Linked DNA regions of Mus musculus: region 2 is linked to region 1. A link is a loop called in an ENCODE intact Hi-C map of the cell type or tissue named here. Cell type or tissue: gastrocnemius. All regions are shown on one strand. Each heading gives the region's core, and the rest is flanking DNA. Links, peaks and the distances in the headings are about the cores only.

The links. Hi-C counts contacts between places; a loop is a spot of excess contacts. Peaks named below come from ENCODE experiments on the same cell type or tissue, not always from the same donor. Only the 100,000 strongest peaks of a DNase experiment are listed, where the experiment ranks them.
Region 2: it touches region 1 in a loop (2.6-fold over the local background); 2 of 42 quality-filtered maps call a loop at or near these places.

Annotation. Positions count from the first base shown.
Region 1 is chr7:102,131,253-102,144,047 of GRCm38, forward strand. It overlaps Nup98 (nucleoporin 98), which reads right to left. Exons shown (of 33, transcript NM_001287164.1): 21 at 8,216-8,398; 22 at 7,480-7,633; 23 at 3,312-3,741; 24 at 1,380-1,609. Among named protein-coding and RNA genes, the nearest start is that of Chrna10, 21 kb to the left of the region's middle. In gastrocnemius, for the core only: CTCF peaks have their summits at 4,530 and 6,406 (motif pointing right); a DNase peak (open chromatin) is centred at 6,406; H3K27ac peaks cover 241 bases.
Region 2 is chr7:102,216,644-102,229,438 of GRCm38, forward strand. It overlaps Pgap2 (post-GPI attachment to proteins 2), which reads left to right and starts at 6,428. Exons shown (of 7, transcript NM_001382592.1): 1 at 6,428-6,507; 2 at 6,736-6,847; 3 at 9,628-9,802. The coding sequence starts at 9,638. In gastrocnemius, for the core only: a CTCF peak has its summit at 5,858 (motif pointing left); DNase peaks (open chromatin) are centred at 5,797, 6,429 and 7,479; H3K4me3 peaks cover 1,875 bases; H3K27ac peaks cover 2,371 bases.

The DNA of each region.
Region 1 (12,795 bases), core at 1,579-9,578:
GCAAATCAAAACTCCTTTGAGATTGTAATTCACTCTAAGTGGAATGATTAACATTAAGAAAAAATAAAAACCAAACTATTCGAAAATTAACAAGTACTGATTGACAGTGTCTAGAGAAAAAGGAATTTTTTTTTTTGGTTTTCCGAGACAGGGTTTCTCTGTGTAGCCCTGGCTGTCCTGGAACTCACTTTGTGGACCAGGCTGGCCTCGAACTCAGAAATCCACCTGCTTCTGCCTCCCAAGTACTGGGATTAAAGGCGTGCGCCACCGTGCCCAGCTCAGAAAAAGGAATTTTTGTATTTTGTTGCTGGATATATAAATTAGTCTAGTCACCATGGCAACAAGTATGGAGGTTCTTGAAAAAATTGAAATGTTTTATGCTTTAGCTATATGACTTCTTACTCCAAAGAATGAAAGTCAACTCATAAAAGATAGCAAACACTGTGAGTGTAGCTTGATTTCCAGCAGACAAGTTAGGGAGTCAGCCTTGATCTTACAAGCCTTTTCAACAGAGGACTAGATAGACAAAGTGCAGTCTATATTATATGGTGGAGGTTCACTGAGCCACAAAGAATTAAGCTATGGCATTTGCAGGTAAACTACGGTATTTGATGGTAAGCAAAGTAAGTCACTCCAAACAAAACAAAATAAAACTAGTATCCCATGTCTTCTTTTCTAAGTGAAATTTAGGAAACAAGGAAGTTAAAAAAAGACAAGCTGTGCTTAGTGGGCTACACAAAGCAAGCCTGTCTCAAAAAACAAAACGACAGACTGACAGACACACAATGAGTAAGGAGACCAGTGGGGATATGGAAGAAATAAAGTTAAGTAAAGGGAAGAAAAGGGGGTGAGTATGATTACACACAAACACACGCATATCATTAGCACATGTCAATAACGATAAAGGGCAAATAACTGCACAGCTCCTGAGGCACTGATAGCTATAAATCTAAAGTTCCTGCACATAACAACAAACAGAGTTACTACATGTCCTTGGTATTTGTCAGTTAAAGGGCTTCTTTTCACTTACTCTCATGTCACTATTATTTTTAAAATCTAATTAAAGGCAATTTTAGAGGGGGAATTTTTTTTCCCTTTCATAAAGATGATTTGCAAAACACATAGTTAAATATCTTGGTTTGAAATAAAAGGAATACAATTATCAAAATCTGAGGGTTTTGACTAGCTGTGGGTGTTTGAGGAAGTATTTATAAACTACAAGCCATAAGAATGATTAAAGACTCATAATTTCTTTCTTCTTGTTCCAGATGCACTGCAGCACTGTGTAAGCACAGGAAGTCATCTGACTTCCCGGAAGGAAACGCGCGCCATGTTAACCTGACTCCTGGGACAAAGGTCAGAGCATGGTGTGTACTTACTTGGTAGTTCCAGGAAATCTCCAGGTGAGTCCTTAACCCAATCTGCATAATCATGAATGACTGAAACCCCAGGGTTGGGGACAATGAGAGGACACAGCTCATCTACATGGACAGTGCTATGTTTTAATTTGAGCTCTAGAGGTGTCTGGTATAACTGCAGATCTTCATCCAGCTTCCTCTGTCTTAAGCCGAGTTTTTCCAAATGAACTTTGAATGGGGATTCAGATAGACTAGAAGAAACAACAGATGAGTAAAAAAATGAAGACAGCTGAAATTTCCCTACAACCAACCTATGCTTTATTTCTGACTTCCAACAGAATAAAAGGCATTTCACTGAAATGTTTGTTTTCTGAGACAGAGTTTCATGTAGCCCAGGCTTGTCTTGAACATGTAACTAAGGATCATATTGAATCTCTTCTTCCTGCCTCCAGATTCCTCCAAAATGATGGGATTACAGGCATGCAGGCACGGGCCACTATGCTGGGTTTATGCTGTGCTGGGAATGAAACCTAGAGCCTCATGCATACTGTGTAAACACTGTACCAACTGAGCTACACTCACAGTCCTGAGAACCTAATTCTATTTTTATAAATGATTGTTCAAGACTTATTTTTATGTATTATGTGTATTTATTGTGGTCAGGGGCAGATGATGACTGTAGAATCCAGAAGTAGGTGTCAGATACTCTGGAGTGAGAGTTACGAGAGGTTATGAGCTGCCCACAGTGGGTGCTGGGAACCAAACTTGGGTCCTCTGGAAGAATAGGAAATATTCTATACAGTGTCAGTTTCTTAAACCTTAAAAAGACTAATGAGGTCTATTAAAATAGTAAGAACTTTATATTTTCCAACATGTGTAAAATTAGTGAACAATAATTTCCAAGTGGCCAATGCTATTGTTTATAAAATCATGGATGAGTAATGATACAAAGTGCAAGATAACCAATACATTTTAATGCAACAAAGCACAGCTCGGTACAAAAGTATGGGAGTCAGTAATTACTTGCTTCACGACTTATGTGGACACTACAAGATCTAAACATCAAAAGTTATATGTAGAATGCCTGGTTTACAAATACTTAGGTGTCAAAAGTTATGAAGGTAAGTTTATACATACCAAATATTTTGAGATACATCTCATGTAACCCTAAACTTGATATATAGCCAAGAAAGACGATGAATTTCTGATTCTCCAGCCTTTATCTCCTAAGTGACTAGATTATATGCATATACCAACACATACGGCCTGATTCTAAATTACTTAATTCCTTTGTTTGTATCTGCTTTAAATTGTTGTGCTAGAGATTGAAGTGAGGGTCTTGGGCATGCTAGTTCTACTGGGCTGTATTAGCACTTGAGTTTCTAAGAGAGCTAACTTGTGAACTCTTCTGCCTGTCTCTAGTGCTGGGATTATACATATGTACCACCATGCCCAGATAGGTTACAAATTTAGATGAACATGAAGCCAGTCTGAACTTAATACAATTTTTAAAACTGATATTAATAATCTCCAAAATAATACATATCTAGAGTCAATTAGTAAATTTAGAATGGATTTTCCTGAGATGTTCATGAAACTGATGATCTTTATTTTTTCAAAATCAATTAAAAAATTAATAAAGTATTCATATTCATTTAATCCATAGTAAATATACACAAACTTATTAGGATTATAAAAAATACATAAGAAAACTGTACATATTTGGTGTAAATGCAATACATTTTGTATGATAATTACCAGAGGACTTAATTGTAGGGACTACATAGGAACATATATGATACTATGTACATAACATATGAAATACTTATACTTGGGTTAAAAATTTATATAGAGAGATCAAAAAGCAGGGTGCTGACCTTGGGTTTCTTGATAACAGAACAGCCCCAACTATAATGTGGACATTCCCCCAAAGCATCAATAAACATAACTCACGATTTAACAGCTACTGGATTGGGCAGGAATCCATATTCCATAGAATCGGCAACCTGATGATTTTCCAGTTCATGGGAGCCATGCAGTTGTTCTCCACTATTAGCAAGAGTCCAGTTGGGACCCCAACCAACCCGAAATGAACGTCCCATGAATAGGGCCATGTCCATCAAGAGCTTCCCCTTGCCATATGTAATGGATTTTTCAAGAGGGACTAGGCCTGGTTGCCTTCGTATCCCCACTGTTTTTAGCTGAACCTCAGGGGCTGGGCTGGGCACTGTGAACACAGTGGCCAGGGGCAGAGGGACAGACCAGGGGGATGTGGATGGGATGTTCATGCGAGATGATGTCCTGGGAGTGCGACATTCTTGCACGGAGGCACTTGGTGAAAGAAAAGTTCCACTTGCAAATTTTGATTGCAGCAACCCACCAACTGAAACAAAGAGGAAAAGATGCTAAACAACACAGTTTGTTTCTTCATTAACAACAAAAATCACTAAGGATGAAGATATCCAGACAGATTTTACAATAATCACTTTTCTTTGGAGCCTAAGTCCTAGAACCTATGAAGCCAGGCTAGACCCAGAGATCCACCTGATTCTTCCTCCTGAGCGCTAGGATCAAAGGTGTGCACCACACCTGGCTATATATAGTAATTATCTTTGTTGTTGTTGTTTTTCCAGATAAGATTTCTCTGTATAGCCTGGCTGTCTTGTAACTCACTATGTAGACCAGGTGGGCCTTGAACTCTGCCTCCTGAGTGCTGGGATTAAAGGAGTATGCCACAATATTTACTCAAAAATATTTTAAATTATGTGTATGTTTGTGGGTATATCAACAGGACTGTAAATGTCTGTGGATGCCAGGTGTCCAATGCTCCTGAACCAGGAGTTACGGGTGGTTGTAAGCTGCCTGATAAGGATGCTGGGAATCAAACTTGGGCCTTCTTCAAGAGCGGTATGAGCTCTCTACCACTGAGCCATTTCTCCAGTCCATTGATAATTACCCTTTCAGATGTGAAATCAAAGCAAGAGTTTTAATGATTTTTATAAAGAAAAAACAAAAACAAGAATCTTTGAGGATTATGTTAATAACAATATTAAAGACAATTATGTGTACACTTCCCTTTTCAGTAACATTGATCAGGAAGCCTTATTACTACCACTCACATTTTAAAACTGAGGTAATTGGGCTTAGAGAAGGGACTTTTCTAAGTCCACAGCGCTATCAAGTGGCGAGACTGGGTGATGTGCCTGGGTAAAACTGTTCTTAAGGGTCATATCCTAACTGAAATCATATATGCAATAAAACTATTGTAAAAATGATGGATGCAACTGGAGACAATAACATACAGTGAGATAGATCAGTTCTAGAAATACAAATATTACAAGTTTTCTCTTATTTATGGATCTTTGATATTACACATTTCCTAATATTATTTATGTACTAATGACATGAAAGTAGAAGAAAAATTGTCTGGGGACCAAGAAACAGGAAAGGGCAAAGTAAGTGGCTAAGGGGATGGAGACTATGCTAAAAGGACATTATAATGGCTAGAGAAGGTGGCTCAGCAGTTAAAAGCATTCCTTGCTCTTGCAGAGGATCTGAGTTTGGTACCCAGTGCACACACAGGGGCTCACAACTAACCGTAACTTCACTTTTAAGAAATTTGACACTCTTTTCTGACCTCTGTAGGCACTGCATGTACCTGTCACACATACATGCATGCAGTCAAAAAAAATTCAATACACATAGATAAATCTAAAAATTGAGTTTGTATTTGTACAGCCTTATGTATAACTAAAATACAAAACCAGCTTGGTGATGGTGGCACATGTCTTTAATCTCAGCACTTTGGAGGCAGAGGCAGGCAGGGAGTTTGGGACCAGCCTGGTCTACAGAGTGAGTTCCAGGACAGCCAGGGCTACACAGAGAAACCCTGTCTCAAAAACCTCAACATCAGAAAACCCAAAACAAACAAACCAACAAACTAAAACCACAAAAAGTCCCATACAGATGAAAACTGAAGTGCTGACATGTAATGTTCAGTGCTAGGTCTGAGGAAATGTTATTAAGGGATGCTTTAACAAACTAAAGTATTTTTTCCTTGGGATAGAGATAGGCTCATAGACTGCTCTTCCAGATTACCCGAGTTTAATCCCCATCAACCATGTAGTCGCTGACACAGAAATACACACAGGAAAAAGCATCTATACACAACATTAAAAAAAATTTTTTTTTTTTGAAATTGTGATGGTTTGTATATTCTTGGGACAGAGAGTGGCACCACTGGGAAGTGTGGCCTTGTTGGAATAGGTGTGACCTGGTTGGAGGAGGTGTGTCACTGTGGGTATGGGCATAAGATCCTCACCCTAGTTACTTGGAAGTTAGTCTTCCACTAGCAGCATTTGGATGAAGATGTAGAACTCTCAGCTCTGCTTGCACCATGCCTGCCTGGATGCTGCCATGCTCCCACCTTGTGGTCATGGTGTCTGTTCACAGCAGTAAAACCCTAACTAAGACAGAGATGCAGAGATGAAGTCTTGCTAAGATGCCATGCTCATTCTGAACTCTAAATCCTCCTTCCCTAGGTCTCTAAGAGCTGAGATGAAAAGAAGTACCCCAGAGTGCAGGCTTCTATTAAAAGTCAAGTTTCTGTAAGTGCAAATATCTAATATGTTTTAGAGATAGCATTTTGCTATAAATCTCAGGCTGAACTCAATAGGACAGAGATTGTGTGAACTACCATGCCCCTCAATTTATTTTGGTTTTTAAAGTGTATGTGTGTATGAACGTAAGGAGAGGTAAGAGGACCACTTTAGGGAGTTGGTTTACTCTGTCTACAATGTGGGTCCTAGGAATCAAACTTGCATCTTTACATGTTAAGCCTTCTTGCTGGCCCCTATTTATCTTTTCAGAAAATTTCTGGTGGTAGTTCTTTAGCTTTCAAAATATTTTGAATTATAACTGCCAAAAATTCTCACTGATATCAATATGCCATAATCTTTTTATTTTTTAAGATTTTTCGAGAAAAAAAAATGTGTGTTTCTGCCTACATGACAGTGTACCATGTGTATGCAGTATCTGAGGAGGCCAGAAGAGGGCACTGTGTGTCAGGGACTGGAGTCACAGATGGTGTTGAGAATTGAACCCAGACTCAATGGAAAGCAGTCAATACTCTCAACTGCTGAGCCATCTTCTCTCCAGCCAGTGAGTACTCTATAAAGTATCATCTGCAACCCTAGTAGGAAAAGGAAAAGTTTTAAAATCTACTGTGATTGCCCCACAGGGATTTTCAAAGGTTTAGGGAAAAGTAGATACTTGAAGTTTGCTATCAATAAAAGCAGTAAGACAATATAAGGACTAACTAAAAGGAGCATGGCTAACTTGAGGAATCTAAGTATTATGGTGGTGATTGGAATAGAGTTTACTATGTAATCCACATTCACAAGTGACTAAACATGGCTATCAACTAATGAGCACAAGTGGGTTCCCAACAAAGAGGTACTTACGATGCTTAAAAACCTGCCATGTCAGCACTTTTACTTTTCCTGTTTTAAAATGTGTGTGTGTGCACATGGAGGTCAGTGGACAGTTTCAGCAAGTAATTTCTCTCCTTCCACTCTGTGGGTTCTAGAGATCAAGCTCAGGTCCTCAGGCTCGACGGCAAGCACTTTTCACCAGCTACGCCAATTCACTTACCCGTTTTTTTTTAAAAGACATTATTTAATGTGTATGCATGAGTCCTTAAGAGAGAGTGTGAGTGTGTGTATATACTTATACATATACATACATACACATATATATGCACCATGCGTGTGCCTGGTAGCCAGGGAAGCCAGAAGAGGGTGTCAGATCCCTTGAAATTGGAAAACAGAGGGTAATAAGCTACCATGTGGTTTCTGAGAACTGAGGTCCTCTGCAAGAACAAGGGTTCTTAGCTGTTGAGCCAAGCTCCCTGGGTCTTGCTGTGTTGTTCTGGGTAATCTCAAATCCACAGCAATCTCCCTGCCTTAGATGGTAGGAAGAGTATGGTATGTATTAAAAAAATATGCCTATTGTTATGCATAGTTTAGGGGTTCTGCTAAAGAGATCCATTCAGCTTAGAAGAAACATGAAAAGTAGAATCTATCTAGAGACTGTCCTTGAAACCAGCACATTTATACTGTACCTATGGAGCGGGATTTTGATGAGTGGGAGGCTGAAATGGGGAGTCTAGGAGAACAGATTTCCTGGACAGTCTCTCCTTTGGAAGGGATGTGACCAAAGCGTTGATCCATGGCATCTACATCTTCTTCGTCAACAAGCAATGATGCTTTCATGATCTAAAAAAGGCAGTATCTGCAGAATGAGTATTTTCCACAAATCAAAGGCCACTGAAAGAAACATGCAGTCTACATGAACCCAAAATTAGTTTCTTTTAAAGTCTGTGCCCAGAACAAGTATAACATTTTTGTGAGCAACACAGTACTTATCCTGTATGTGCCTCATTCAGTAAATGATGTTAAAGTCAAACAAGCCAAAAGCTAAACAAAAAGGCAAGTGGATGGAGGAAGAAATTAAACATCTATTTACCATGACTCTAACATTTCTGTTTGAAACCTCAAAATTACTCTATAAAGTAGACAAAGTACAATTTAAGAGAACTAGTAGTTGTTAACCGGCTATGTAAAGTCAGGGCAGTAAAGTTACAAACGTTGCTGAGAAATCAGGTCTTGTAAACAGAGACCACTTTTTCACTATCAATATAAAGTTTCCTTACTGAATAGGAATATGAAGCCTGCTTCCTTTTCCTTCATAGTGGGGTCTAAACAGTTTTACATGAATACTCAAGAGAAGTGATGTGACATAGGGGATTAAATATTAGTTTGGCTTTTTGTCATAGTAAGGATGGGTCAGAATGTCACCTGTAAAACATGTGGATTAATTCCCAGTGAAGATGCAATATGCGTTGAAGCAGACACAGGCTCCTGATCCTCGGGCACACTCTCTTCTAACACAGAATCTGGAACTGGCTCCTGGGTGATATCTACCATGTCGCTGTCCAGTTCCACAACCCTGCCTAACTGCTCCACTTCTGGGCTCTGGCTCTGCAGACAGCAAAAACAGAGAAGCAACATTCAAATAAGCCAAACAGATTAACTTTACTCAGAATATGATAAAGAAATATTATATTCTGCATTTTCTAAGCGATGAGAGCAGATTTGTTATAAAGGGTTTAACAAAGTGGTTCTCGGACCATCCTTTTGGAATTATGCGCCAGAGTTGAGTATCTGAGTCAATGCCCACAGTGATCTTCAAATTACACCTTTCTTCTCTTTGTTAGCAAGCATAATTTCCTGGTTTACACCAGGTCTCCCTGACTTCCCAATGACTTGAGTTGGGAAGAGAAAAAGGCACCATTATTAAGATGTTAGATAGGCACCCCCCAAATTACATTCTTAGCACACAAATAATTCCATTTTGTTAGGTGTCTGTTTTGCTTGCATGTATGTATATGCGCTGTGTGTCTGGAGTTCTAGATGGCTGTGAACTACCACATAGATGTTGGGATCTCAATCTGGGTCTCTCCAACCCCAAACTTCCCAGTTTTTTGCTTTTTTTTTTTTTGTGATAGAGTTTCTCTGAGGAGGTCTGGCTGTCTTGGAACTGAGAGATCTGCCTGGCTCTGCCTCCCAAGTGCTAAAATTAAAGGCGTGCGCCACTACTGTTGGGGTATAAATAAGTTTCTAGCTAACAGTTTTGGTTCTGGAATTTAATCTTTTGGGAGACTAGAGTCAGCTGTGCTCTGTATATGAGTCTTATGTGAGATATGAGAAATGTTCACACTTAATTTCCCCATCAGGGTAAATAAGCAACAGTACTATGGGCAGGAACAATCTTGTTTTAAAGAATCAAAGTTACATATATATTTATAAAGCAATTTTAAAGAAATAATAGTTACAAAGAGATGGTGTCTAAGGAAATGGCTCAGTAAGAATGGTGCAAGGAGATAAATTTAGATCTAGAGTACCCATGAAAGAAGTCAGGCCTTGTGGGACACAAGCAAGGGGCTCTCTGGGCTTGCTGGCCAGCAAGACTAACTAACTGGTAAGCTCCAGGTTCAGTGAACAAATCCTTTTTCAATAATATAAGGTGGAGAGTGACAGAGGAAGATAACTGTTATCAACCCCCAGTCTCCACACATACCCGTACATATGTACTTGTACACACACATGAGAGTTTATGGAAACATGCTTATAAAATGGAAGTGCACTATAAACTAGTTTAATACAAATTTGTTATGTTATATCCTAAACACACACAGAACCTAATAAAGTGTGAATAAGTAACTGAGACAATTCATAAAACATTTTCAAGACAAAAAGGTAGTATTAATCATTTCTTCCAAAAAACTATAATTTACATCACATAACTCATCCCTGAACAATGTTTGGCTGATTTTCCATGAGTGCTTTATTTTATTCTATATTTTAAATAGATGCTGTGATATAAGTATTTTCCTCATTTTAAACACAGGGTTTCAATGTCACTTAGAAAGTTTTGCAGGGACTGTGAGATATAATAGCTCAGTGGTTAGGACATGGGCAGAACTTACAGAGGACTCAGGTTTGATTCCCAGCACCCACATGGTGGCTCTCACTGGTCTGTAACTCAAACCCCCAAGGGATCCAATGCCCTCTTTGGCCTTTGAGGGTAATGCACACACAAAGTACACAGACAAAGATACAAGCAAAACATCTATAAACAAACATATTTAAAGAGTTTTGCACATTTATTTTAGAGTCAATGTCTCACTATGTAGGACTGGATGGCCTTGAACACACATCCTGCTGTCTCAGCCTTTTAAGTGCTGAGGCATTAGTTAAGCCTTTATGATCTCTTTGAACAAAAATAGCCACTATTAGCCAAACTTTCCAATTTCTTCTTTAACTGGACATTTACTACGGCTATCCTGCATTCCTTTAACAAATAGCCTTACTGAGAGAATAGGTGACCCTATGAACAACTAGGAAAATACTGAGCAGCTATGGTAGAAGGGTGCTTTACCTCTTAAGTTGTAGACATTGTCCTAAAACTGCTCAAATAAAGTTAGATAATGTTCCCAAGGCAACATTGGGCTTAGGTCCCAAGTTCAGTGGCACAGCATATTCCTGACATGTTCAAGGCACAGATGGGTTTGATAGTAACCATTGCCCCCCCCCCCAAGTTTTTAAGGTGAAGCTATTAGCATATTAGACTACTTTTATGCTTTAAAATTCTGGGGATGGGAACTTGGTGGTAAAGAGGCCTAGCAAGGAGATCCTGGTATGATGCTCCGATGCTATAAATACAGGAAACTTTCTTCCCCTAAGTTCCCTAGTATGTTTAAATATGTTTACTTTTTTAGACAGGGTCTCACTTTGTAGCCCTGACTGCCTTGAAACTCACTATGAAGATCAGAGTGCCCTCAAACTCACAGAGATCCACTCACCTGTGTACCAGTTGCTAGGATTAAAGGCTCGAGGAAACAAGTTTTTAATGTGCTACTGGAGATAGAGCCAAAAGCCTTGTGTATGCTAAATGCATGCTAAGCTGAGCTATACTCTCAGCCAGAGCTCCTTTCAGCAAATGTTGATATTCCGCATTCTATCAGCAAGATACTGGTTTTCACTTCCTCAGTACTGCTTTTTCTACTTAACATCATGTATCAAAATGTATTATCACTTCCTACATACGTTTGGTTTACTAGGCAGTTAAGGCTTGAAAACAGGAATCATGGTTTACTGTTTTCTTTACCTAGTAAGTAAGAAAAGCATCAACTAATTCAGTGAGCAAGTGCCTTGTGCTTTATACCTAATGCAGCATCTGGCAAGAAGCAGAAAAAGCAGCTGACCATAAAAAGACATGGACTAGGACAGGTAGGTAAGGAGGGAAGGAAGAAGAATGGCACCAACTTACTGCCCTTACTATCATGTTCCTAGGCTACACCAAGGAATCCTTACCCACAGCACCCAGGCAAACTGGGAGGACTTCATGACGGGATCAGGTTAGACAACGGTGCACAGGACAGACATATACGAGTGCTGAAGACAGCATTTTCTTTCTTTTTTTTTTTTTTAAAGATTTATTTATTTATTTATTATATGTAAGTACACTGTAGCTGTCTTCAGACGCACCAGAAGAGGGCATCAGATCTCATTACGGGTGGTTGTGAGCCACCATGTGGTTGCTGGGATTTGAACTTCGGACCTTCGGAAGAGCAGTCGGGTGCTCTTACCCACTGAGCCATCTCACCAGCCCTGTGATTTTCTGTTACTGAATTCAGATTCAGTTCAATTACAAAGTGAGGTAAAAGCTACATCTGTGTCTACAAGTGTGTCAAAGGTTTCAAGCTGTGCAAGTTTCAAACTTGCCCACACATCTCCATCAGCTGGGGAGAATTGTTAGAGTAAGTATGTCAGAATCCCATGGAAGATCCATGGGACTCACATGATGGTTGATTTAAGAAATCAAGCTTTTGGGGCCGGAGAGAGAGCTTAGCAATAACGTGTACTGGCTGCTTTTCCAGGAGTCCTCATTTTAATTCCCAACAACCACAACATGGTGGCTTCCCAACTATCTATGTGATCTGACGCCCTCTTCTGGCATGGAGATGTACATACAGATAGAGCATTCATTTATATATATATATATACATATATATATATGTAAGTCAAGCTATCCATACTATTGAAGCAATCAGCTAGATACTGGAACCAAAACCAGAAGATTGAAACTAATAAGATCACAGGAAAAAACTTTCCACAGTAGCCTTAATTTGCCTGCAACAAAGGATCATGTGTCAACATTTTCTCTCACCTAGAAGTTACACAAGATCATACAAAAATTTTTTTCTGTTTCTTAGTCATACCTGCTTTTTTAGGAGCAAATGTGGCCCTTAAAGTAAGATATAAATTTTCATAAAAAGCTCAAGAAACAACCTTCCATCTTTTCTAATTTTCTTTTTCATTATAGTTTGAGATAGGTTGCCATCTATTGTGGGGGGTGGAGGGTGGGTCCTCCAGACTTCAGAAACACCTTATGGAAATCAGTTTCTCCAAGAAGAATACAACAGAATGATTCCTCGACTCAAGAATGAAAAGAATGTACCGTCTGCTCTTCATTCCGACAGTTCAGGTAGTTTCCCTATGCTAGTAAAGTAAAGGATCTTAGTAACTAACACTAGTAAGAGCCACAGGTGGTTTCTAGCTCCTTCAAATGTCACCAGGGAATAGGAAGGGGTGACGCGAGCCCTGTCTAACATGCGCAAAGTCTTCATAATGGACATAAACAGAACTTCTCTCTCACTCCGCTCACTGTCTATCAACTTCTTAAAACCACTCAGTACCCTGCTCACTAGATTCTATTGCCCAATGTGAATCCTTAGCAGCTCTCTCATTCTGAGTTATCTTTTTCTCTCAGTTTTTCAATTAGCTCTTGCCTACTATATTTTTCAGCTGCTAAG
Region 2 (12,795 bases), core at 2,273-10,272, 86 kb after region 1:
AATTATATTCCTTTTCCATATATTCTTTTATATATATAATATATATATATATATTTCTCCTGATGTAATTGTTGTCTGGGAGGCTATTGCCTCAGTCTGCTAACCTAGGTCTAGTTCTAGAAGCTTCTAACCTCTGTATAATCTAATCTAGGCCTAGGATGTTTTCAACTTCTGAGACTTACTGCTAAATAAGCTCACCCTTTCTAGTTCTTTCTGAGCTCTAGCTGGCTGATTCAACTAAGCTGTTCGGGCTCAAATTCATCTCCAGGCTGACTGACTGAATGTGGCTTCTCCCTTGTCTTCTGACTGAATTGCTGTGCTTGGCTTCATACTAACTTTGGCAATATGTTCTAATCTTCTGGCTCCTTTTTCTTCTGTCTTTACCTGTGTTTATCTTGTTCTCTCTCTGCAACCTGTCTTTCTATAACTGTCTGATAAAACTGTCTCTCCTCTCTCTCTCTCTCTCTCTCTCTCTCTCTCTCTCTCTCTCTCTCTCTCTCTCTCTTTCTCTCTCTCTCTCTCTCCACTGCTCCCTCAAGTAGCTTTCCTTTCCTCTCTCTTTCATGAGAGTTGGGCAGATCCTATTCTGTCAAATCATTCTCTGACTCATCACTTTGTCTGCCACTCAATTAGACATCACTTTCACACATGGGTATCTACTTGTACACACTAACTTTACTTCATTGTTTGGGATTAAAGGTGTGTACTAAGAGTGTGTTTGTATTCTAGCCAAAGTAGCCGTATTGCTGGATTAAATCCCTCTACAAAGAAAAGCAAAAAATGAGCCAACAGGGCTGGAGAGATGACTCAGTGGTTAAGAGCACTCACTGGTCTTCTAATGGTCCTCAGTTCAATTTCCAGCACACAAATGGCAGTTCACAACTGTCTAATGGCATCTTCTGGTGTGTGTGTATGTGTGTGATTGCACGCACTTGTGTGTACCTTTAAAATGTACATATATCTTATACATTATATATATGTATATATACATATATATCTTTAAATGTACATATATATCTTTTAAAAATGGATAGAAAATTAAAAAAAGAGACATAGTTAAACTTTGAGGGTGGTGGAGAGATAAGAAGTCAGTGAAGAGTTCTTATAGGAAATCTTTTCTTTTTTTATTATTTTACTTTGTGGATTGATGTTTAGCCTGTATGTAAGTATGTATGCATGCATGCATGTATGTATGTATGTATGTGTGTGTGTGTGTGTGTGTGTGTGTGTGTACCATGTGCATGCTTTGTCCGCTAGGAGTCCAGACAAGGGTGACAAATTTCTTAGAACCAGAATTACAGATGGTTGTGAGTCACCACAGGTGCTAGGAATCAAGCCCAGGTTTTCTGGAAGAGCAGCCAGTGCTCTTCACTGCTGAGCCATCTCTTCAGCCCCGTGGAGCAGTTCTTGACACATCAGGCTATATTTTCTTTTCTGTCCCCCACTGTACACTGCCTCCATGCTACTGGGTGCTGAAATATCTTTGTGAAAACTGAGTCTGTTTAAAAGTGCGTGGAGTGAGGGTGTGCATATGGAGATTTGACAATAACTGTGGATAAAATTGGACATTGATGATGCTATTTAAGGCACAGCCTGTCTAGGGTATTTCTAGATATAAGCAAATCCACCAGAGAACAAGAGATACCGGAAAATATCAACCCCAACAGCTACTTGAACAAAGGACAAATGCCAATTTAGGAAGCCCTGGGTACCTACTGTTTGAAGGGAGACTGGCAGCTTAATTGCTCATTCATTTTCTTTTTGTTTGTTTGTTTGTTTTTCTTTTTTAAAGTAAAACAGTAATATTTTTATAATGTTTTAAATTGGACAGAAGAAAGAATGTGTAATTTTATCCACAAAATTAATCTTTAGAATTTTTTCAACAATAATAGAAATCAGAAAATATAGTAAGTCAAAATATATTTTTGCTAGTGTAATACTTTCTGGATAATTTTATTTTTATTTTTATTTTTTATTAGATATTTTCTTCATTTACATTTCAAATACTATCCCGAAAGTCCCCTATCCACCCTCCCCCCGCCCTGTTCCCCTACCCACCCACTCCCACTTCTTGGCCCTGTACTGGATGGAGCATATAAAATTTGCAAGACCTAGGGGCCTCTCTTCCCAATGATGGCCGACTAGGCCATCTTCTGCTACATATGCAGCTAGAGACACGAGCTCTGGGGGTACTGGTTAGTTCATATTGTTGTTCCACCTATAGGGTTGCAGACCCCTTCTGCTCCTTGGGTACTTTCTCTAGCTCCTCCACTGGGGCTCTGTGTTCCATCCTATAGATGACTGTGTTGTGTGTTTTTTGAGACAAGGTTTCTCTGTGTAGCCCTGGCTGTCCTGGAGCTCACTCTGTAGACCATACTGGCCTCGAACTCAGAAATCTGCCTGCCTCTGCCTCCCAGTGCTGGGGTTAAAGGCGTGCGCCACCACTGACTGACTGCTTATTCATTTTCTAATGATTTTTTAAAATTTAGCATTCATTTATTGATGTGTCTGTGTGTATTGTGTCTGTTGTGTGTGTATTGTGTCTGTTACCTCCACACATGTGCCCAACTCATGTGTGGAGGTAAGAAAAAAATTCTTGGGAGTTGGTTATCTCTATATCTCTCCACCTCAAAGGGTGAGATGGGAATATTTGACAAGTACCTTGCCATCTGCCACACATATTCCCCTCCTCTCCCCCCCCCTTTTCCCCTTTTGAGGCACAACAATCAAGGCTGGCTTTAAATTTACCACGTAACCAAAGATGATCTTGAATTCCTGGTCCTCCTGCCTCTACCTCCCTACCACTGAAATTACAGGCCTGTGGCACCACACCTGTTTAATCACCTTTATTTGTATGATAGATTTCACCAAATTTACCCATCCAGTTTATTAAGAGGATCACATGGAAGGATATTTATAGGTCTCTGGCATGTTGTAAGAACACACTCTTCCTGCTTCTTCCATAAACCAAATGGACAGAAATGTGCTCAGAGGGGGATCATCCACCACCGAGTGCAGAGAAGAGTTAGCATGGGCTCCGGCATAGTTCGTATGTCTGGTTGTAACAGCCTTCACATACTGAGAACCTTCTGCTCACCTGCCACTGTGTCTTACTTCTGTTCTCAAAGTATCCTGTGATATCCCTTAAGATGTTTTACAGACAAAGGAACAGACTCAGAACTATGAGATGAATAGTCCACACTGTACAGATCCCAAGAGAATCAAATGCAAGGTCAGAGACCCTCAAGCTGGACATTGGTAGTAGTGTAGAGACTAAAGGACCCAGCCGCAGGGGCCAGCATCTAGGGCTACAGGAACAGTAAGGAGTCCACACAGGGAGCAGGAACGAGGATGGGATGGAGCTGGAAGACACGAAACCCCAAGACAGGAAACACAAGCCTAGTTGCTGAGACTGGGTAGACATGGTCATTTTAGTAAAATTTTGCCAGTTTATTTGCTCTGAAAACCTTAAGAACGTGGTAGAGTTCAGTCAAGAAAAGTAGCTTCTAGGGCTGCGAAGGCTCATCTGGTAAAGACACTGCCTGATGACCCAAGTCTCATCCCTGGAAGAAGCAGAGCCATGGGAGTCCTAGATCTAGAACCAACCTCTGAGAGGTGTGCTCTAACCTCCACATACAGACGGTGACACACACACACACACACCACCACCACCACCACCACCACCACCATCATCATCATATATACATAGTAAGTTTTTTTTTTTTTTAAATGTAGCTGTAGTAAGCTTGGTGGTGGCACACTTGTAATCCACACACTTGCTTTGAGATCAAGGCCATTCTTCTGGACTACATAGTGAGTTCAAAGACTGCCTGAAATCTGTTTGAAAAAAAAAAAAAAAAGAATGAGATGGCTCAGTGGGTTAAAGGCACATGCTGGCAAGCTTAACAGTATAAATTTGATCCCAAGGACCTATATAGTGAAGGAAGAGAGCTGACTCTCTAAGAATAACCTGTGATCTCCACACATGGGCCCTGCTGCCCAAACAATATTAAAAAATCACAAGTAAGACAGTGGTGGAGCATGCCTTTAATCCCAGTACTTGGGAGGCAGGGGAGGCAGAGTTTTGTGAGTTCCAGGCCAGATCTATCCTTTAGAGCAAGTTCCAGGACAGCCAAGGCTGCACAAAGAAACCCTGTCTTTTGGGGGGGGGGAATTACAGATTGAAATAAAGAAAAAAAAAGAAAAATAGCTGTTTATAGTAAACCACCTTTTCTCTAGAATTGGAGCCCCAGAGAGTGAGTCTGAGATGCACCTCTCTGGATCACCCCCATCGTCGCTCTGCCTGCACCTGTCTCAGAGAGGACCTACGATGAGTAAACCAACAAGCCTAAATCCAGGGAAAAGAGCTCTTGCAAGTTAATCAGCATGGTTGAACCTCTCTTTCCCATTCTCCAGTGTGGCAATTATAGCTATTCCGTGGGGTTGACTTTATATAGAGTGATTATTGGGATGACTTCAGACACACGAGTAAGTAATGTGCCTTCTCTAGAGACTTTACTACTTGGTAAAATGGGGATATTAAGCTGGGTGTGGTGGCGCACGCCTTTAATTCCAGCACTTGGGAGGCAGAGGCAGGCAGATTTCTGAGTTCGAGGCCAGCCTGGTCTACAGAGTGAGTTCCAGGACAGCCAGGGCTACACAGAGAAACAATGTCTCAAAAAAACAAAAACAAAAACAAAAAACAAAAAACAAAAAATGGGGATATTATTCGATTCTACCTTGGTGAGGGATTTGGCTTAGTTGGTAGAGTGCTTGCTCAGCATGCACCAATAACTTCCAGCCATCCATAGCCCATGGATTGGTGAGACATACATGTAGTCCTACACTAAGAAGTGGAGGTTTGACTACATAACAGGTTTGAGGCCTGTGTGGGCTATGTGAGATTCTTGCCTACTTTTTTTTTTTTTTTTTTTTTTTTTTGACTTTTCAAGACAGGGTTTCTCTGTGTAGTCCTGGCTGCCCTGGAACTCACTCTGTAGACCAGGCTGGCCTCGAACTCAGAAATGCGCCTGCCTCTGCCTCCCAAGTGCTGGGATTAAAGGCATGCACCACCACTGCCCAGCTCTTGCCTGCTTTTTGAAGGGAGGAGGATACTATTTTTTACTTTGCAATGTGGGAATGCTGATGGAGATTAGAGGACAACTTGTGGGAGGTAGTTCTCTCTTTCCATTCTGCTGTTTCCAAGGACTGAACTCGGTTATAGGCCTGGGTAGCAAGTACCATTAGCCACTGAGCTATCTCATCCACCCAGAGGTCTCACTGAACAAGTCACCTCACCCATAGGGGACTCAGTTAAAAAAAAAAAAAAAAAGATCCACTTTATTTTTATGAGGATTAAATGAGTTAAATGCAAAGTAGCAATGTGCCTAGGATGTGATTTTAAGTAGGATTTAAACGGTGATAACTGTCTGACTCAGAAGTCCCACTACTGCTACAGTTGGTCCTGACAATCCTCAAGATGTCTGTAGGAAATTGTTGATCCCCTCACCCTCCTTCCTATTTTGGGTAGGATAGTTTTTTCAAAAACTATCAGTCTAGGCCAGGCCAAAGTGGGAAAAGAACACCTGGACCTGGTTTCTTCTCCTCTTCCTCTTCCTCCTCCTCTTCCTCCTCCTCCCCCTCCTCCTCCTCCTCCTCTCCCCCTCCTCCTCCCCCCCCTCCTCTCCCTGCCCCTCCTTCTCTTCTTCCTCCTTTTCCGTGAAGAACCCTTAAGCTGGATCTGGCTGAACGTCCCGTCCCCCCCTCCCCCCGCCCCTTCCTCCTCCTCCCTCGCGTGCGCCAGTGATGTCGGACAGCATAGGGCTCCCTCTTCTGATAAAAGGTGAGAACAGCTTTGGCCCTTAGTTTCTGAGATGGGCGTAGATGATCTATCTGCAATGTGGCTTTTGGTTTATTTTTATTTTATTTTATTTTTCAGCTCCTTTTGTTGGATGCTGTAGCCGGTCATAGGGAATAAAGTTTGAGGGAAAATAGCCACGGCTGGGGCAAATTTGGCTTAATATTTCAGAAGTGCAAAGCTGGATAATTCGATTAGAATGAGGGTAGAGGACTGGAGAATCGGGTCAGGTAATGAAAGAATTTGGGCCCCATTGAATTAATTTTACATTCTTTCAACAGGTGATGGCATGCAGCCACAGGTAAGATGACAAGGTGACTTATTCAACATTTCAAAACCATGTGTCCTGGGCCCTCTGACTGCTCTCACGTACTCAAAAATAATGGGGACAGAGCCGAACTACTAGGGAAGCTTGGCTTGAGGAGACAGTAGATTATAAAGAAAGACTGGAGTCCCGGACCCCAAAATGGGGAGGAGCAAGTGTTGAAACGGGACCAGTTTCCTCTTTAAGACCCACCCCAGAGCGCTGGCCCCGCCTCACGCCGTTGCTGCTGCGACCCGCCCCCTTCCACTCGCCCCCGGGCCGGGCTGGGGCTCCCGGTTCCGCGCCCCTGGCTACGGGGTACGGCCCCCTATCCACCAGTACTTGGGTGAGTAAGGAGGGAATGGCCAGTTTGGACCACAGGGTAACGCCACTTCGGGAGCCCCGCCACGAGGTCCGGCCTCCGCAGGCCTGCGGTCTAGGCGCCTACCTGCCTGTGCCCACACTCAGAACCCCGGGAACTGCAGGCATCCAGGTGCTGAACTGTCTTGCTTTTGTCCACTCGGTGGCAGGGCTAGGTGTGCTGGGTTTAAAGACTGCCTCATTTATTCCGCAGGGCCTTTTGCTCGAGATTCCTCCAGGCACTGCAGATGGAGGCGTGGGGGAGCCCTGGAATCTCAGACTAGTTTTGAATCCCAGCTCTGCCAGTTACTAGCTTGTGGCTTTGAGTAAGTGGTTTTTTTTTTTTTTTTTTTTTTTTTTAAACTACCCTGGGACTTACTTTCTTTTTCTATGAAATGGGAACCCGGAGGACAACACCGTCTCCTAAAATAAATAGAACTAAAAGAGATATTGTATATCAAGTACTGAGCTCAGAATGTAGATTCTGACAGGAGTGTGGTAGTGAGATCTTTAGGGACTTTGGATATGAAGTGGTGGTACTTCTACAAAAACAGTTTTCAGAGCCTTGTAATCTTAGTAACAGGGAGGCAAGGACAGAAGGATTGGGAGTTTCCAGCAAGCCTGGACTACACAGTAAGATCTTTTCTCTGGAAGAGTGTACATAAACACGTGCACACACAAACTAAAATAAAATGAAATCAACTAAGTAGTGCCAATGAAGAACTCCTAGGTTGCCTAGGAGCAGAACTTAAGGTAGTGGGCTCCTCAAACTGAGCTATCAAGCAGTGGCCATGGTGGAGAGGCCTTCCAAGTAATCTAGACCATGTGATTTCCTCTTTTACAATTTGAAACAGGCCCAGGATGGTTAGGTGACTTGTCCAAGGTCATACATGTAAAAGGGAGGCCAGGCACACTGCCAAGAAGTAGAAGCAGCTATCTTTTCTGTTTGTTTCTGACACTGTCCTTGAATGCCACCCCCTGCCCCCCATTGACCCTGCATGGGGTAAGGTCCAGGGTAAGGTTCTTTCAAGCTGACGATCTGGTCTTCAGTTAGAGGATCCCAGTGGTTCACGGATACAGAGCAGCTGGCTTTGGGGAGGACCATTAGGAGGAGGATTGGGTTAAATCTACTTCAGAGAGTCTAGGTGTGGGCTGGCTGGCCACAGTGCTCTTGTGTAGGGCCCTATCTAGAGAATGGGTGAGATCTGGGAGGGTCATCAATGCCACTTCCAACTTCCCAGGGAGATGCTTGACCAAATATTTATTGCCCCAAAGGGGAGGAAGAACTTGAGAACTTGGGTCGGGCTACTTGGCAGAGAGGTAGGTGGAAAGGCAGAGGAAAATGTGGAGGTGTACCCACCTGTTTCTGGAATGCTAGGAGGCCAGCCTGAGATCAGAGTTCTATTTAAGGGTGGGGCCAGAAAGAGTCATGGCTTGAGACCAGAAGGGCCGGTTTTTATGTATCTGGAGCCAGCTATAGTTCGGCACCAAGAAACCTAAACTCTGAGAATGACTTCCCCAAGCTCAGCTTTGAGGAAGAGACTCTCTTGGTTTCTCCATCTTTACAATGGGAACAGGCAGACTGGTTCATGGGTATAGATATATGGTATTTGTTTTCTTTTCTCTTTTGCTCATTCCAGTTCTTTTTTTTTTTTTTTTTTTTTTTTTTTTTTGGTGTTTTTGAGACAGGGTTTCTCTGTGTAGCCCTGACTGTCCTGGAACTCACTTTGTAGACCAGGCTGGCCTCGAACTCAGAAATCCACCTGCCTCTGCCTCCTGAGTGCTGGGATTAAAGGCGTGCGCCACCACGCCTGGCTGCTCATTCCAGTTCTAATCTGACCTTCCTGGTTAGAGTTTTGGTCCAGAGAGAAAGGGATCAAGAAAATCAGTTGAAATATATAGCTCTTTGTGGACCCTGTATTTCCTTACTGCTGATCCTGCGTGGAATCTTGCTTTACCTCTCCTTCTATACATCTGTACACCGAGAGGGGTTGGGCCAGGGTTATTAGTATGTACTGAGCTGTTATAGTGCCTGACTTTAGAACTTTAGAGTCAATCTTCTGCTACACGCCCCCCCACCCCCCAACACACACACACTGGTTTCTTGAGACAGAGTTTTTCTGTGTTGCACTGGCTATTCTAGTAATTGCTCTGTAGACCAGGGTGACCTCAAACTCACCTGCTTCTGCCTCCCAAGTGCTGGGATTAAAAGTGTGCACCACTATGTTCCAGCAGACTATTTTTTTTTTTTTCGAGACAGGATTTCTCTGTGTAGCCCTGGCTGTCCTGGAACTCACTTTGTGACCAGGCTGGCCTTGAACTCAGAAATCTGCCTGCCTCTGCCTCCCAAGTGCTAGGATTAAAGGCGTGTGCCACCGTGCCCGGCTCCAGCAGACTCTTGTCTGAGGGAAAAATCAGTTTCAAGAGCCTTCACTTCATCTCAGGAGGCACTGGGTATTATAGGGAAGCCACCAGAAGCTGATAAAGCAGCTCTGACCTGCACACAGCAAGCCCAGGCTATCACCAGGCCTGATTCTGCAAAGCTTTTCACCCTTAGAGCACGTGAGGCTGCAGGCAGGGACAATCATGGGATGGAGGTTCTGTCAGCTTCTATGGAGTCCCTACTGCACTGGATTGCTGTGCCTGTAATCCCAGAGTCTGGGACGGGCCTGAAGGTGCAGCAGGGCCCTACACAGGTGAGTGAAGCAGTGAGAACCAAGAGGCTGGGCCGGAGGCTTGGGGGTGGGCAGATAGGCACAGGCCACGGGTTTTAAGCTTGGCTCTTGAATCAGTGAAAGACTAGATAAACCAACTATGAAGTCCAAGGCCTATCTAGAGTGGCAGAGAGTTGCAGAGAAGGCCTTCCAATCTGTTTCAAGCTTTATCTTAGTATAGATGGAATTCATTGTTTTCCTTCAGAAACGGAAATTGAGTGTTGCCTTGGGATTCTGAGACTTCCTTATCTGGGACAGGAGCTGCCAAAGTTTAGGAGTCTCCTCAGACTTCCTGAGTTTTGAATTGAGCATGAGTGCTAGCGTTACCATTGCACCCTCAGCCCTGCTGCCTGGGGCCCTGACAACCCTGACAACACACCTTCCATCCTTAGGTCTGACAAGATGTACCAGGTCCCACTGACATTGGACCGGGATGGGACCCTAGTCCGGCTCCGCTTCACTATGGTGGCCCTGATCACTGTCTGCTGTCCACTTGTCGCCTTCTTCTTCTGCATCCTGTGGTCCCTGCTCTTTCACTTCAAGGAGACAACATCTACACACTGTGGGGTAGGGCTTGGAGGGCACTGGCGGCTCATCTTGACAGAGTTAGCCAGTTCTCATGGGCTACTGGGTGGGGGCGGGCTATTTGTAAATCGAGGTCTCATGAGTTAGGTTCCTTTTACGTTCTATGAAAGTTATAGGGCCTGGGGTTACTAAAGCTGGGCAGCCCCCAAACTCAGAACCTTGGCCAGTTATAGAGGTTCATGTCTTTAATCCCAGCACTTGAAAGTTAGAGGCAAACCTGATCTTTATATGAGTTCCAGGCCAGGCAGGGTTATATAGAAAGACCCTGCCTTGAAAACAAACAAAGAAATAAAAACCCAGAATCCAATTACTGCTTCATAGAGGAACAGGTTCAAGAGCTCCAGGGTTTCCTGGAGGGGGAGGGGATGGATGGGACCGGGATAGAGGACAATGTAGGTTTCACAGTGTGTCACTTTGGACTTATGCCTGTGTCTGTGGGAATGCCGTTTTGTGCATGTATGTGATTGTGAGGGACATGCCTATATTTAATGGCTTCAAGAATGGTTGTATGTGTGAGTGAAACTCTGTGTGGAGACCAAGTTATGTGCATGAATGTGTTCTACAGTGGGTTCCATGTCTTCTGAGGGTACTTGAGCCATGCAGAGAGATTTGAGTTTCTCCATAAAATATGAGTAAATGGGGTAATACTTGTGTCGATGTCTGTTGTGCTCCTCCTTCACTGATCGACAGTGCTTCCTGGGACCTAGAGAATGAGCATCGGTTTCTACGTCTATAGACAGGTTGATGGTGCCTGCCTTGCTCCTTTCTAAGACGAGGGTAGAGTCCAGGTAGAGACAACATGGGAAGTTGGGTTGGGAGTACAAAGGGTCTAAAACAGGACGAGGAAGAGAATGAGAAAGAGTAAGCGATCATAAGGTTAGGAGGTGGGTCAGGAGATAAATAGGCAGGGCCCCAGGTGAGGGGGAGCCTGGACGTGGAGCTTAGCTAGCCTTAGAGAGAACTTTGAAGGCCCGGCAGGCAGCTGCCTTTATATGACCCTCCCCTCCTGTAAAAGACCATCGGCCCCATAGGAAGCCTAGGTCTAGCAGAGGATTCTGGATGGGAGTTTGGGGTGATGACCTGCTTCTTTTGTTCAATATGACTTGAAAGTCTTCTTTCTAATTTGTAGACATGATACTTGATGAGAGATCACAGAGGGGATGGAGAAACCAGAGGTGGTGGCTCTTGCATGTAATCCCAGCAGTGGGGAGACTGAAGCGGGAGGACTCACTTGAAAGCAAGGTCAACCTGGGCTAAAGAATGAAACCCTATCTCATCCCTACCCTCCAATAAATACATAAAAGTAAATGGAAGGAAAGGACTGGGAGGAAAGAGAGCAGCCAGGCTAGCAGTTTTCAACCATGGGGGTGTGTGTCACATATCAGATATCCTGCATATCAGATATTTACATTGTGATTCATAAAGTAGCAAAATTACAATTATGAAGTATCAACAAAATAACTTTATGTTTGGAGGTCACCACAACATACGGAACTATATTAAATGGTCACAGCTTTAGGAAGGTTGAGAGCCAGTGAGCTAGGTGATCTAAGATCATTTCCTGCCTTAGGGCTTACTTCAGATAATGCATCATGTATTCTCATTACCTAACTTCTGTCCGTCCTGAAAATCCTTTGTAAGGTGTTTCCTCCTCTGGAACACCTTGCCTGGCCTCTTTGAGTCAGACGTAACCCCTTCTTATAAGTGCCTACTGTTCTTGGTGTTACTGCCTACATTTCTCTCATACCATATCTGTATCTGTCTTCCTCACCATACTGGCGTCTCCATGAGAACAAACACTGCACTGAGTCAAAAAGAATCTGTTGAGTAAATACATATGATTCCCAGTCTAGTGCCTTGGGAAAGGCAGGTAGTCCAAACAAAAATATAAAGTTTTTACAGCTTATAAGTTAAACAGTACATTGTTTACTCTGCCCTTCTGGCTGGCCCTGAGGGCTAACGGGACCCATGACCTCAGCCTACCTGATACCCACTACCCACTCTTGGTATACTAGTTAGGGAGCTAAAGCATAGGTTAGTTGCTGGCCTAGTGGCCCTGGGAATATTTCATCCCCATTCCCTGGGACTCTTTTATTGGATACAATTTAAGCTTTTATTTATGCTTTGAGTTTCCTACCCAAAATATCCCAGAGGAAGGGCCAGCCCTAGGCATAAAGTAACTAACCCAGCCTAACACTCCCATCACTAATGACATCGCCTCTACTTATACATCCCAAGTAACAGGGAGCTTTACCCTTCAAGTAACCTGTTTAAGGAGGTTTAGTAACTAGCAGTGAACACACTTTTTTTTTTTTTTTTTTTTTTTTAAGTAAGAAGCATAGGGGCTGGTGAGATGGCTCAGTGGGTAAGAGCACCCGACTGCTCTTCCGAAGTTCCGGAGTTCAAATCCCAGCAACCATCCATAATGAGATCTGACTCCCTCTTCTGGAGTGTCTGAAGACAACTACAGTGTACTTACATATAATAAATAAATAAATCTTTAAAAAAAAAAAAAGTAAGAAGCATAGATTTGGTTGGGGGTGGGGTTGAGACAGGGTCTCACTATATAGTTCTGCCTGGCCTACAACTTGTTACATAAAGCAGAGTGGCCTCAAACTCATAGAGATCCACCTGCCTCAGCCTCCCACATGCTGGGATTAAAGACACACACTACCTTGCCTAGCCAACATAGATTTTCTTTCCAGTCCCTGCCCTGGTCTTGACTCTTCTGTGTCAAGCTGTGCTCTCCTCCTGGTTTTACATCAGGCCTGCATAGATGAGAAGACAGTAGTAGAGGCACCTAAGTCCATCTGAGGAGTGTAGCTCTAATTTTTGCAGGCGACCTTCCAGGATAGGGTCTATAAGCTCCCGACAACCTTAACTATGTCCTTGGACTGGATCCAGTTGTTAACTGTGTTGTCTTTGTTGTGCCATATCTGGATAGTTGGACTTCAGCTGGCTTGGGCAGTACAGGC